2 separate regions of the Homo sapiens genome follow, and region 1 is linked to region 2. Evidence: chromatin contacts called from ENCODE Hi-C or POLR2A ChIA-PET data. All regions are on one chromosome and are shown on one strand. Each heading gives the region's core, a stretch centred on a gene start or an enhancer-like site at or near the end of the contact. The rest is flanking DNA. Distances are from core to core; before and after follow the strand shown.

Region 1 (3,962 bases), core at 483-2,982, 150 kb before region 2:
TAATGAACCTCAACACCTCAATAATATCCTCCAGCTGTAGCCATGTTGCTGCAAAGAGCATCTCACATTTATCTCACACTACACATAAAATTGAACTAGAAACTGATTATAAACCTTAAGAGTTCAAAGTAGAAAACTTCTTCAAGAAAATATAGAAAATCTTTGTGACTTTGTGTTAGCCAGGAATTTCTTAAATGGAACACAAAAAACATGAGCCAAACAACCACAACCCAAATGTCCATCAGTAGATGAATAGATAGACAAATTGTGGTATATCTGCACAATGGACTATTATTCAGCTATGAGAAAAATGATCTGGCTGGGAGAGATGGCTCACACCTGTAGTCCTAGCACTTTGGGAGGCTGAGGAAAGCGGATCACTTGAGGTCAGGAGTTCGAGACCAGCCTGGCCAACACGGTGAAACACTGTCTCTACTAAAAATACAAAAATTAGCCAGGCGTGGTGGCACGTGCCTGTAATCCCAGCTACTCAGGAGGCCGAGGCACAAGAATCGCTTGCACCCCAGAGGCGGAGGTTGCAGTGAGCTGAGATCGTGCCATTGCACTCCAAGCTGGGGGACAAGAGTGAAACTCTGTCTCAAAAAAAAAAAAAAAGGATCTAATAACTGATATATACTACAGCACAAATGAACCTTGAAAACATTATGCTGAGTAAAAGAAGCCAGGCATAAAAGCTCACATATTATATGATTCCTTTTATGATACTTCCAGAGTGAGCAAATCCATAGGCACAGAAAGCAGATTAGTAATTACTAGAGGATGGGAGAAAGGGGAAGTGGGAGTGATTACTTAATGCTTATGAGGTGTTTCTTTTGGGGTGTTGAAAAATTGTTAGAGGGTGCTGTTTGCACAATATTACAAATACTCTAGCTGCCACTGAATTCTACTCTTTAAAGGAGCTAATTATATGTTATCTGAATTTCACCTCACTTTATTTTTTTTTCACCACATGAAAAGGTACTTTTATCAAACTTCGAGTCTAAGAACGTACAAATGTTTCTTTTATCATGTCTACAGTAATTGTCTATGCTTTTCCATTTAACTGTTGTTAAAAATTCCACATATCCCCATTATTTCTTCTGTCCCAGTTCCAGTACAATGACGGGGAGGAAGAGGGTTGGTTAAAGCATCCCTCTAAGCAGTTTTCCGCTGTCCCTTCTTTCCAGTCAGAGATTTGTGGATGTGAGGGGATCACGCCACCCCCAGCTGTGGTAGCCTTGATAAGAGAATCCAACTCTTCATCACCACGGACTGCAAGCTGCCAGTGACGCGGAGTGATACGCTTTGCTTTGAGACCCTTAGAAGCATTACCTGCCAGCTCCAGCACCTCTGCAGTGAGGTACCCCGGAATCGCAGCCCTGTGCACGGCAGCAGTGGCACCCACCCTTCCATGGCTTGTGGTGCGAGTCTTCAAGTGTCTGTGGATGCGGCCCACAGGAAACTGTAGCCCAGCTCTCTGTGAGCGAGATACTGCCTTAGCCTTGGCCTTCCCACTGTCCTTTCCAGCTTTGCCTCCGGCCATGTTCTCGGCGCCGACTCCGCCTCCGCCTCCGCCCCGCCGCGCGCCCTCCCGCTGCCGACCCGCGCCGCCGCCGCCGCTCTCCTTCACCTCACTTTAAAAGAAAAGACAGAAGCCATTAAAAAATGAGAAAGCTGAGACTTAAGGAGAGATTTGAGAAGTTTTCCCATGGTCCCTCAGGGTTGTCTGACTTTAAATACACCCTTTTAACCACCGCCCTTGGCTGCCCCGGCCGCCTCACGAACGTAAGCAGAGCTCTCTCTGGGTTGAAGGAAGCTAGAGAATTTACATTCCCTGTATTTCCCAAGTTTTATATACTGAGCAAAAAAATATGTTCCTATAAACTCTTGAACATTACACCACATGACTGCGAAAAAAATGATTGTCTTGTAAATACTGGACAAGAGGCACCGAAGTGTTGTCCCTGACAAATGGATGACAAGCATTGAGTTTTCTGCCTTCTACTTTTCTGTATTATCCTGATTTAATAGTCATATTTAAAAGTTTATCATGAAAGAAAATAAGCTTGAAAACCATTTAAATTGAATAGGCTGCCTCAGATGGTCCTGAGTGCTCCTGTCATTGTAGGTGTTCAAAAGAAAACAGTCGGCCGGGCACAGTGGCTCACGCCTGTAATCCCAGCACTTTGGGAGGCTGAAGCAGGTGGATCACGAGGTCAGGAGATCGAGACCAACCTGGCTAGCACGGTGAAACCCCATCTTTACTAAAAATACAAAAAAATTAGCCGGGCATGGTGGTGGGCGCCTGTAGTCCCAGCTACTCGGGAGGCTGAGGCAGGAGAATGGCGTGAACACAGAAGGCGGAGCTTGCAGTGAGCCAAGATAGCACCACTGCACTCCAGCCTGGGCAACAGAGCGAGACTCCATCTCAAAAAAAAGGAAGAAGAAAACAGCCAATCTCTTGATGGAGACATTGTAGACGAATTGAAGCACTGGCTGGAAGACTGAACTAGATGACCCTTAAGTTATCTGAGTCATCCAGGCCCAGTAAGTTTCTAGTCTTGGATAGCAATTCATAACTGCCAATACCTGTAAGACAATTGCCTTGTACCAAGTTCTGTGAAAAGCATTTATATCACAAGCCTATATGATGCGTACTCTTACTGTCCCTGTCTTAGTCCATTTGTGCCACTATAACAAAATACCATAGGGTAATTTGTAAAGAACACAAATTTATTTCTCACAGTTCTGGAAGCTGAAAATCCAGGATGAAGGTGCTAGAGATTTAGTGTCTAGTGAAGGGCGTGGTTTCCCCTTCCAATATGGTGCCTCGTTGCTGCAACATCCAGAGAGGAACGCTGTGTCTTCATAGGGTGGAAGGCTAAAGGGTGACTGAATTGAATACTGTGTGAACTCTTTTATATAAGCACATTAATCCCATTTATAAAGGAGGAGCCCTCATGGCCTATTCACCACTTAAAAGCCCCACCTCTTGATACTATCACTTTATTGGCCATTAAGTTTCAACACCTGAATTTTGGAGGGGAAACATTCAAAATACAGCAATCCCTGTTTTTACATGAAGACACTGAAATGAAAAAATCTTCAACTTGACCAATGTCACATAGCTACATGTCAGGCCAGATCTGCTTTACCACAGAGCCCATGCTCCTAATACCTGCAGTGCCCTTCACCACTGTAATAGATGCCACATAGCACACCAGTGCATGTGAGAAAGAGTGCTCAGTGATGACAGTATGGTACAGTGCAAGGAGCACAGGTTGGGAAACAGGAATGTTCCTCCAAGGACTGTTACCAACTGGTTTTGTGACCATGAACCCTTCTTATCTCTAAAATGCAATTTCCTTTACTATAAAATGCAGGAAAAGTCAAATTTAGCTCTAAGGATTCACTCTCCTACAGCTGTTATTGTAAATTCTCTCAAATTACCATGGCTGTTATGTTTGGATTCCTGACAAACCACTTTACTTCTCCAGGATAAAAGTGACAAGATTTCTTACCAGAACCAGAACCCAGTAACCCTCTACTTGGAGAAAAAAGAGAGTATACTCTGAAGTATCACTCATTATCTTAAGAAAATAAATTTCTTCAGTGGAACTTGGTTCTCAAAGACAGTTAATTTCTCTCTCCTTAAAGAAACCCAATTAAAATAATAAGAGAAATATAAAAAATATAAGCACAAAACAAAAATGAAAATAAATTAGAGACCATCAAGAGATGTCAGATGGCTAGGCTTGGTGGCTCACGCCTGTAATCCCAGCACTTTGAGAGGCTGAGGCAGGTGGGTCCCTTGAGGTCAGGAGTTCAAGACCAAACCGGCCAACTTGGTGAAACCCCATCTCTACTAAAAATACAAAAATTAGCCAGGTTTGGTGGCACACACCTGTAATCCCAGTCACTCGGGAGGCTGAGGCAGGAGAATCTCTTGAACCCAGGAGGTG
Region 2 (4,218 bases), core at 1-2,500:
AGAGAGCTACCTCTTTTTTTTTTCCCCATCCATTTCAGGAAAGTTTAGGTTTTCATTTTTTTCCTATGGTCTTCTTAGAGTTGTTTCCACGTTAAAGTAGGAAGAAGTAACGAAAAAAAAGTGAGATTTGCCGAAAGCAAATGAAACTTGTTTTGCCTGGTTCTCTGGAAGGAGGTTGAAAAGGTAGACTATGATTTTTCAGGTTCAAACTGCTACTCTAACAAACATTGTCCTACAGGGTGGAATCCAGTCAACCGGTATTGAGATTGATTCGCTAAGGCCTCAGGACACTGGACATTCTTTTTAATTGTTTTTTTTGATTTCCATGACGACAGCTCACAAGACACTAGACATTCTTTTAGGCTCTCAGGTAAATGCGCAACAGGCAGTCTACAAATCCACAAATAAATCGCATCTCAACTCGGATACTGGGGCTAGGGAATGTGCTGATGGTAAAACCATTGGTCCTGACTGTGTGACCTTCATGGAAGGCCTGGGTGCTTAGAACAAATATTTTGAGGATATGGCTGCTTGCCCAAGGGCTGTGGGCCTGTATCTTGTTTGCTCATCATCCTGTCAGTCATTTTTTTCTTTCCCTTTTTTTAAAGACAAAATCTGAACCTAGAAACACCGAAGCCAGAGCTTTTTCTAGACGCGAATCCACTATTTGTGCGACCCTGCACTAACCATTCTAGCCTGGCCTAGACCATACCAGGAACCCTCCAGCTAGCCTGGAGGGGTCCGCACTGCGGGGAAAAAAGCAACAGCTCAGCTCCAACCCCAAAGGTTCCATCACCAGCCAATCGTGGCCCGGGGCTTCTCAAGAAAACCAGAAACGCCTACGGACAGTGAATGGCACTAAGGCCAGCCTATCCGCACGAAGGAGGCGGAAGGGGTGGTGTTGAAATTAACCAATAGAATGGAAGAAGTTGTTGTTGGGAGGGAGGAAGACGCCAGCTAACGTGCGTGAGGCCGCTCCCGGATAGGGGATGCAGGAAGCTCGTGGAGCCAATGGCCGCGGCGGGCGGGCGGCGGCGCGCGTGCGCGTTGGCCCCCGGGCCTGCGGGCGGGAGGCGGGGATGGTGGGGGAGGGGAGCGGGCTGGAGCGCGGCGGAGCTCCTGCCGCCGCCGCAGCCGCTGCCGCCGCAGCGAAGAGGCCATGTTGTGTGGTGTGTGGGGCGGGGGGAGGAGGAGGAGGGAGTAAAGCCTAGAGAGGAGACGGGAGAGAGACACCACACACACGGCACAAGATGGCCGGAGAGGCAGCAGCACCCCGAGCTGTCAGGCGTTCCGCCGCGGCCGCGAGGCCCGCCGGCCGGCGGGGAGCTACGCCCGGACGGCCAGCAGGCCCGCGGGAGTGGGGCTGCCGCGGCTGAGGCGAGGCGGGCCGCGCGCGTCGGCGTCACAGCCCGCGGCAGAGGCGCCCAGGGCGGCCGGGCCCACGACGCCGAAAGCGCCGCTGCGGTTGCCGCCTCGGAGGCTCCCCCGGGCCCCGGCGGCTGGACCCGGCGCGGGCGGGAGGCTCGGGCGGGCGGTCCGGCCCGGGACTCGGGTTTGGGCGACCAGGAGGTGCCGGTGGCCGCGCTCGGACCCGGTGAGTGGCTCCCTAGCTCCTTTTATTGTCCTTTGTCCTTGGGAGGAAAAGCAAAATGTCCTTGAGCGCGCGAGCAGGAGGGGGCGGCGGGCCGGGCCTCGCCGCTCGGCTCTTCTCGCACTGCCCCTCCGTGGTCGGGGGCCGGCTCTCGCCGGCGGGATGCGCCTCGGTGCCCTGGGCCCGAGTCGTAGGGTCCTGGGGTAGGGGGCACGCGGGGCCCCGCTGCAGAGCCCGCGGGCGGCAGGTGGGCGGGGGGCAGCCTCGTCGCCGGGACTGGATCCGCCGGGAAAGGGGCGGCGGGTGAATGCCGGCGAGAGCCCGAAGGGGATCGGGCGTGGAGAGCCCCTTTCTGTCCTGGTGAGTTATTTTGATATTTAGGGTAAAAAAATCCCTTTCAGGTTCTCCAACGGAGGAGCTTTTTAACCTCTTTCCGGTGAGGTGGGAACTCATCTTCATGATCGAATTTAAAAGAACAATGGAACCCTGACTACGTTTCAACAAAAATAAAACTTGTTTTTTTCCCTCCTATTGGGTGTTGGCTTTTAACTCTTTCAAAGCCGATTTTGAAACGGCTGCAGTGATACATGCGAAGGTACTTGCTGCTTATTAAACCTTTATGACGTTAAGGTTGTCTTTGAAAAATGCAAGTTGGAGGAGTGCTTCTGGTATTTCAGAATTACGAAGACAAGTTTACTGTGTCGTCAAGGCTGTTTAATGGAAATAGATTTGATAATTACGGTGCTAGCTAGCTGATGACGTTTGGTTAATGTAGTTTATTTTACCGAGTAATGACGCCAAGATCATTTGATCTCCTGATATTTAAATATGATTAAATACACTGTTTGGTACTTTTTAAAAAGGTCTCAAGGAGCCGTTATCTGCAACTTCTCACACCTGAATGTTAGAACGTACTTGGGTCAATTCCTAGTCTTTAAAAGTTCATAATTTAATTATTTTTAAGAATTTATATTATCACAAGCCATGATCGAAAAACTTTCACAAAAGAACATTCTGACACCAAATCTCTTCCTGAAGTTACTTTCTCGTAATGTAAATATGAATAAAGTAGGACTGCTCTCGGTAATGGGCGATGAAGAGGAGCCATATTTGTTGCATTTGTTGCATGTATAAAAATCTAGATATGCTTAAAACGGAACAGTATTTTAAAAGTACAGGTTTCATAAAATTTAGTAGAGTTCTCTGTATAGTCTCTAATCTTAGAAAAATGTTGGAAGGGTAATTTTTAAGTGTAGTGGTTTGAAGAACAAACCAGAAGCGCACAAACCTTTGTGTATTTTAGAATATATTTGTCTTCATTCTGCGGAGCTCTTGTGTTGTAAAGGTGCAGAACTACGTAAAAATAGTGTTGGGCAGACTTACATAGTACATCTGAAATCAGATACTGGTTTATTCGACCATATTTCTAAGGGCATTTTTCCAGTAAAATTGTTTTATTTTTTGAGTAGCCTTCCTATAGTGGTACATGTTACATCAGTTGCGCATATCTTGATTTTACAGAATCTGTCTTAAGTACCAATTTTGGTTTTTCAAATCAATGTTTCTGAAATTTTTGAACACTGAAAGTGGTTTTAAATGAATATTCTGAATCTAGTTCTTTAGAATCCTCTTTGAATTGTGAAATGCAAAATAATTGTTAGCAGTTTAACCTGAAAGATCTTTTTACATGATAAATGGGGGAGGAGAAAGACTGAAATGAAAATGTTGAAGACCCTGATTTGAAATTGAGTGTAAAGGTCTAGATACTGTAAGTTTTAGAGTAGCTTTAGAGACAAAGCTAGTATCCCACTTGGTGAGATCAAGTAACTTGTGGTTTAAAATTTAAAGTAACCAGTGGCCATTTTAACTTCACTAATTTCTCTTGGAGGAGCTAATTTTTAATTGCTCATGATTGTAAAACATACTTCCGGATGGTAAGGGAGATGTTAAGATGATTTGTCTTGAAGAATGGTAAACTTTTTCTTTGTTTATTGCCTGTCATAAAAAGAGGGAAAGTAAAAAAAAAAAGGTTCATAATCTTAAATCAGTCCAAAAATTTGAATTTTCTGTATTTCTGTTTAATTCAATGCGTTAATCTTTAGCATTGGTCAATACAGCCAAAAGATGAGGAAAACAAAGACTGATAGATACTAAGATAAGAAATAACTGCAACCATAAATGTATACAGGTTATGTGTCCATGAGCCATCTCTTCAGTTTGCCCATAGATTTTTGTCTGTGGAATATTTTCTTGTTTCATCACACTGAATCGTTGGCCAAGAAATGCTTGAAAATCAAAACATTAATATCATCTTTCTTCTTTTTTTTAAAGGTGACTTAAGAGATTAAAATTAATTTGGTTGCTGTTGGTTCTGAACAAATAATGAGTTCTTTTATTTGAGGTAAGAGTGGGTTAATTTTTATTGTTTTGACAAAAATTAGCTTATTAGGCTTTTGTTTTATCTTTAATAATTTACATTTCAATTAATGAATGGGTATCATTTTTAAAAGTTGTGATTATGAATATGAGTAAACTATCAAATAATTTGACAAAAGCCTTTAAGCCTTTTCACTGCAGGAAAGATTAAAAGTATATACGCATAGCCATTGTAACTTAATGTACCCTTT

The links. Hi-C counts contacts between places; a loop is a spot of excess contacts on that map. ChIA-PET counts read pairs that join two places held with the same protein, here RNA polymerase II (POLR2A). Pooled maps may share reads with other maps.
Region 1: a loop to region 2 is called in a pooled map, with 2.7 times the contacts of the local background. The contact joins the enhancer-like site here to the promoter of CHASERR in region 2. A Hi-C loop is called at or near these places in 1 of 50 pooled maps. POLR2A ChIA-PET finds 5 or more read pairs at or near these places in 6 of 52 experiments (Caco-2, SK-N-SH, WTC11 and 1 more).

Annotation. Positions count from the first base shown.
Region 1 is chr15:92,732,653-92,736,614 of GRCh38, forward strand. It overlaps the pseudogene H2AZ2P1. Among named protein-coding and RNA genes, the nearest start is that of FAM174B, 79 kb to the left of the region's middle. Within about 2 kb of position 1,733, at least 11 of the 41 ENCODE cell types and tissues checked have a DNase peak (open chromatin) inside an H3K27ac peak, as active enhancers do.
Region 2 is chr15:92,881,593-92,885,810 of GRCh38, forward strand. It overlaps CHASERR (CHD2 adjacent suppressive regulatory RNA), which reads left to right and starts at 1,251. Exons shown (of 6, transcript NR_037601.1): 1 at 1,251-1,594; 2 at 1,993-2,186; 3 at 3,923-3,992. RefSeq lists enhancers at 578-667, 1,093-1,734 and silencers at 978-1,107, 1,728-1,977.